Regions from separate parts of the Homo sapiens genome. Here region 2 is linked to region 1. The links are chromatin loops, found by intact Hi-C in ENCODE. Cell type or tissue: breast epithelium. All regions are shown on one strand. Each heading gives the region's core, and the rest is flanking DNA. Links, peaks and the distances in the headings are about the cores only. Region 1 overlaps FGFR3 (fibroblast growth factor receptor 3). Region 2 overlaps FAM53A (family with sequence similarity 53 member A).

What was found. Peaks named below come from ENCODE experiments on the same cell type or tissue, not always from the same donor. Only the 100,000 strongest peaks of a DNase experiment are listed, where the experiment ranks them.
Region 2: it touches region 1 in a loop (2.4-fold over the local background); 1 of 110 quality-filtered maps calls a loop at or near these places.

Annotation. Positions count from the first base shown.
Region 1 is chr4:1,793,365-1,796,253 of GRCh38, reverse strand. FGFR3 (fibroblast growth factor receptor 3) reads right to left here. Exons shown (of 18, transcript NM_000142.5): 1 at 2,789-2,889; 2 at 2,211-2,421. The coding sequence starts at 2,319. Among named protein-coding and RNA genes, the nearest start is that of FGFR3, 1.5 kb to the right of the region's middle. RefSeq lists an enhancer at 467-995 and a silencer at 2,704-2,853. In breast epithelium, for the core only: no CTCF peak of the experiment used is centred there; no DNase peak of the experiment used is centred there; H3K4me3 peaks cover 2,095 bases; H3K27me3 peaks cover 2,186 bases.
Region 2 is chr4:1,653,227-1,656,115 of GRCh38, reverse strand. FAM53A (family with sequence similarity 53 member A) reads left to right here. Exons shown (of 5, transcript NM_001174070.3): 4 at 393-1,138. Among named protein-coding and RNA genes, the nearest start is that of FAM53A, 30 kb to the left of the region's middle. In breast epithelium, for the core only: no CTCF peak of the experiment used is centred there; no DNase peak of the experiment used is centred there.

The DNA.
Region 1 (2,889 bases), core at 3-2,502:
CTCTTGGACAGGTAAGGAAACTGAGGTTCGAAGAGGGCACCCGAGCCTGAGCTGGCAGCCTAGAGGTCCAGGCTGACCCCTACCCCACCAAAGGTGGCTCCACTCCTGGCTCATTCACTCCTGAATCACTCAGGTGAGGGCTGCATGCCTCCCTAGATGAGGTGACTTTAGATCCCCGTCCTCCAGGAGACCCCAAGCCCCTGGGCTCCCACTCAAGCTCAGCTGTAACAAGGGGTGCCACAGCCCCAGATCTAGCCCCAAGTGAGACCTGAGGGCTGGGGAGCTGGGGGGTGGGTAACAAGGGGTTCCTAGGCTCACACAAGGACCTGGAGGCCAGGCTCAGCCCAGGTTAATGAACCACCCAGAGGCCCACGCGGCTCAAAGTCCAGCCCTGCAGAGGAGGAGTGGGGGAGGTTGCAGCCAGCACCTTCGGGAAAGGCCCTGCACCCCCAGACCCCTGCTGGGTGGGGTGGGACTGTGGGAGAGCCGACCTTGTGTACCTCCCTGCACCCTGGGGGGTCACTCCAGGTCCCAACCAGGAATACGGCCCCCTGGGGAGATGGGGGCTGTCCTGGCAGGGCCTGGGGTGGCCAGGGCAGTCCAGTGGCCAAAACCTTTCCCACCGCCCTTGACCCCTGCGAGCCAAGGCTCCATAATTTATGTTCCCGGGCAAGCGCCAGCCTAGACCTCAGTCCATTTCACGAGGTCTTTGTATTTTTACTGCCCGGCCCATCTTGTTAAGGAACCGGATTAAGTTTATTGACCGATCAACTCACTACCTGTTTCACCAGCTCCAGTGCGGGCGGGGGCGCCGCCCCGGGGGAGGGGTGGGCGGGGCGTTCCAGGAGCGACTGGGGGAGGCCCCGCGCGCCCGCAGGGGGTCCAGGAGAGGCTCCGCAGCCTGGCCGCCGCCCTTCCCCGGGGCTGGCTGACATTCCCGGGCCGTAGGGAGTAATATCTTTATCTGAATGAGAATGCGAAAGCCAAGCTCCCCCCGCGGCCGCCCCTCCGGCACCCCTGGAAGCGGGGCCGCCCGAGCAGACGCTAAAAGCGCGCGCTGACCTCCCGACGGCCCCTGTCACGCCGCTGAATGACACGCACATTCAAGCGCCGGGCCACTTTCATTCATAAAAAAAATGACATTGTTCCGGGAGGCTGCAGCCGCCGACGGAGAAAGGGGCGCGGGGGCGCGGGCGGGGCGGACGCCATCTGCCTCGGCCCTCCAGGCGCCCTCCCCGGCCCGCCGCGCCCGCGGTCGCTCACACCTCCCCGCGAGCCGCCGAGCCGCCATCAATGCGCGGTCTGTGGCCGCGTCGAGGTACAAAGAAGCGGCTGTTCGGGCCTCGGCCCGGGTGGGGCGCGAGCTCACCGGGCCAAGGCCTCCCTCCGCGCGGCCGCCGGGCTGAGCTGTGCGCGCCCCCCTCGCCCGTCCGGAGCCGGCTGCGGGTGTACGCGGCGGCGGCACCGGAGCTCTCGGCCCGGCCCACGAGGAACCGCGGCGCGTGTGCAGGTCCGGCCGGGCGCCCCTTCCCCTCCCCTCGCCCCTTGGGACCTCCCTTCAGACCCTCGACGTCCCGCGGGACCTGGACCGCCAGCCCAGTCTAGGGCCCGCGACGCTGGGACACGCGCCCCTCGCTTGCCTGGAGCTCGGCGCGCACCCACGGGGAAGCGCCCTCGGCCCCCAGGCAGGGGCAGGGTCGGCAGCGGGGACGCTGGAGGCTGCTGCCTCTTCGGGCGGGCAGGGGCCGGGCTTCGCTGACGCGCACACCCACCCTTAGAAGTCCGGTCTCTCGCCTTGGCCGAAGCTGGCCACAAACTGGGGCCCGGGGGAGGGGGACGCCAACAATGGGAACTTTCCGTCTGCGCAGAACCCGAATAACAACAGCGGGAATCGTGGAAATGGGGCCCCCCGCGCCCTCCCGACAGGCCAGGGCTAGGGAGTCGCAGGGGATCGGGGCTGCGGACGCCAACCCCCAGCCTGGCTCCCCGTGGTGGCCTCGCACTTGGAGGGTAGCTGCGGCTCCGGGCGCACCACAAGTCGCCGCGCTAGCTCTGGCCGCGCTCTCCGGCAAGGAGGCAGCGGAATCCGGGCTCTAACCCCGGGGCGTCACTCACACCCGGCGGCCCCTCCGACCCGGGGCCGGTTCCCGTCCCCAACGCCTCTGCCCGCACGGGCCGGCCTCTCCCGTGCCTAGTGGGTCCCTTCTTACCTGCCGCTCGCCCCACGACGCGCTGCTCCGTCCCCAAGGACTCCGAGGAGGCGCCGGCCACGATGGCCACGGCCACGCAGAGCGCGAGGGCGCAGGCAGGGGCGCCCATGGCGGGGGCGGGGGCCGCGGCGTCCTCAGGCAGCGCGCGCGGGCATGCTGCCCCCCACGGCCCGGCGCGGGCACCGGCGGGAGGCGGGCGCCGCTCGGGAGACTACAGGAGGAGGAAGGCAGCTCGTTAGAGGGGCGGACAGGGACGAAAGCGGCGGTGGCCGGCTCCTGCGTCCCGACCCCTCCGACCCCCAGCCGCCCCGCCCGCCGCCGCCGCCGCCCAGGGCTCCCGGGCCGCCTGGCGCCGGCCGCCTCCTCCCCGCCGCGGTCCCTCCCTCCTCCCCCTTCCCTCCCTGGCTGCTGCAAAGCCCTCCCAGGGCGGCGGCGGCGGCAAACTTTCCGGAGCGGGAAGCCCGCGCCCCGGCCCGGCCCGCTGCAGGGACCTCTGTGGTTCCGCGACAGCCGCGCCCCGACCCCTCCGCGAGCACCGTTGGACCCCTCCGCGAGCCTGCCCGGCCCCAAGCACGGACCTGGCGAGCGCCGGAGCCCGGCTCGCTACGCGCGGCTCCCGCTCCGGCTCGCTGTCCGCGGGCCCAGCTCCCGCCCCGTCCCTCCGGCCGGCGGCCCGCCG
Region 2 (2,889 bases), core at 121-2,620, 140 kb after region 1:
AGAGTCCTGGCCGGGGTAGCCGCACATCCTTGAGATGCCTGGTCACAGAGGGAGAGGGGCATTTTGAGGATGCGGGAAGAATGTTTTAGCAAAGCTGTCGGGAGAGCAGAGCCGTGCGGTTGTTCTCAGGGAGGCACCGGTGGGGAGGCTGACACCTCCTTCAGACACGGTGTCCCCTTTAAGAAGTGAGCCGAGCCCCGCAGCTAACCCAGCAAGGGCAGGCGGGGCTGGTGTCCACTGTGCGCCACGGACATCTTGGAGAAGCACGCCCAGGGGTGGCGGCGATGGGGTTGTGCCCTTGACAGCTCTGCCAGGCTGTTTGCCGGGATGGATGTCGCCTGCCCTGTGGCTCACCTGTCTCTTCCCCTGCCTCTTTGTGTCTTTTTTTGTAGACCAGAGTCCCTGGAAGGTCTTCAGTGGAGGACCGCCCGTCAGAAGCCAGGCAGCCACGGGCCCTGATTTCTCCTTCCTGCCGGGCCTGTCTGCTGCCGCTCACACCATGGGTCTTCAGTGGCAGCCACAGTCCCCGCGCCCAGGCGCAGGCCTGGGTGCAGCCAGCACCGTGGACCCCAGTGAAAGCACAGGCTCGTCCACGGCCCCACCGACCAAGCGGCATTGCCGGTCCTTGTCAGAACCCGAGGAGCTTGTGCGCTGCCGGTCCCCCTGGCGCCCCGGCAGCTCCAAGGTCTGGACTCCAGTCTCCAAGAGGCGGTGCGACAGCGGCGGGAGTGCCACGCGGCAGGGAAGCCCCGGCGCCGTCCTGCCGAGGAGTGCTGTGTGGTCGACCGGTCCCACCTCGCCCGCCACGCCCCGGCCGTCCTCCGCCAGCGGCGGCTTCGTGGACAGCAGCGAGGGCAGTGCGGGCTCAGGCCCGCTCTGGTGTTCCGCGGAGTCCTGCTTGCCCTCCACGAGGCGCCGCCCGTCCCTCTCACAGGAGCGACTCGCGGGTGCGGGCACTCCCCTGCCCTGGGCCAGCAGCAGCCCCACGTCCACGCCTGCGCTGGGCGGGCGCCGTGGGCTGCTCCGGTGCCGCTCACAGCCTTGCGTGCTCAGTGGGAAGAGGAGCCGGCGCAAACGGAGGCGTGAGGAGGACGCCAGGTGGACACGCCCATCCTTGGACTTCCTGAAAATGACCCAGGTGAGGCTTTCTTATTTCCAGGGGCTCAGAGGGGCGTAGATCTGGACAGGGCGGTGCTGGGGTGAGGCTGGCTGATTCTCTGGATGTGGCTGTTAGCATCCGGCTGGTCTTCTCTGGGCTGGGAGGAAAGGAGTGAGGAGAGCCATCTGGAGTGCGTGGGAGCGATCGGGGGCCTGTCCTGGTGTCAGAGCACCCAGCTCACCCCGCCTGCTCCCGCAGAGGCAGAGCCCCACACACGGCCCAGGGTGGCCGGCCAGGCTTGCAGTGAGGCCTGGGGGAGGCAGCAGAACGGAGCTGTGGGTTTCTGGCCTGGCTGAGCCGCCCCCCGCCTCAGCTGCTGGGGAGTCCCCTGACTTTTTCTGGTGATGGCTCAGGAAGTAACAAGCTGTCCTGGGAGCCCCATTCGAGGCAGAGCCCGGGGTCCTCTCTTGTGGGAGCTGGTGGGTGTGCATGTTGCAGCTCAGAGCCCAGCAGCGCCTGTGCGCTTTGGGACTGTACAGGCACCTCCTGCAGAAACTGTCTGGATGTAGGAGAGAGCCTTCACCCACTTGAAGATTCTCAGTGCCACCCACCTCTCCACACCCCCGTCACAGGCCGTGGTTGGCACAGAGTTAAGGAAGGAAACAGGACTGAGGAGGCTTTCCCAGGTCTTGCTCTGTGTTACTAAGGGAGTGCATTCACCAGAGACCTCTGGGGGCCCGGCAGCGCTCGGGGAGGGAGATGGCAGAGCCGTGACAGAGTAGGGTGGGCTGTGTGCACACTCACTGGGTCATCTGTGTCGGGGAAGCTTTGGGCAGTGGCAGAAATTAACAGGACTTCCCGATGCCAACTGAGTACCAGCCAGGGCCGAGTGGGGCTGTGGCTAGGGTGGGGCGGGATCAGTGTCAGCCTGTCTCCTCAATGACCTGTGGCCTTGGCAGCCCCCTGAACTCTCATCCCCAGCCCCATCCTCCGGGCCACAGGCTTGCCCATGCCCTGCCTCTGGGGGCTGTAGATGTGGGTGGAGCTGTCCATAGTGTGGCTGCACTGTCTTGCTCGGGTGGGCTGGGCCTGGGCATCCTGTGGGGACAGTGACTGGAGAAGGGGCACAGATGGCCCAGGTCCTCCTCGACCTGGCCACAGCCCAGAGCTGGAGAGCAGTGTGGCCGGCGTGCCAGGTGGGATCCCCCAGGGTCCTCCAGGACGCTAGTCCTAGGCCACGCTGAGGGCACCGTGAGCTTTGCCTCTTCTGATCAGTGGGCTCTCCAGTTGATTCTTCCGGGGGGCTTGAGGTGAGTTGAAAACCCAGACTTCCCTGCTATGAAACTTTTCTGCAGAGAGCAGGGTTTAGAGAAGGCTCTGATCTTTTGCTATGAGATGGGCTGACCTGGGGAAGCCAGTAAATGCTGGAAAGCTGGTGGCAAGCTTTGGACATAGCACAAGCAGGCTGTCCCTGCTTGCCAGGGCTTGGGGTGTGCATGGCGTGGGTGTCAGGCCCCACGGGGACCAGGAGGGATGGGAGCAGAGGAGGGAGCTGCCGGCTCAGCACGTTGTGGGGCGGGGAATGATGGTGCCAGCGACGTATTGATGACCAGACAACAGTCCTAATGTAGAGCGGCCCTGGGTTTCTCAGATGCCTTGGGAGACAGACCAGGTGGTTGGGTGAGTTGGTGATCGAGGCTGCATGGGGCTCAGTGTGGACATGGGGTACCCCCGGTAGAGTGTGAGGTGTGGGTAGAGGCAAGGACTCGCCAGACCCAGGACCAGGGCTC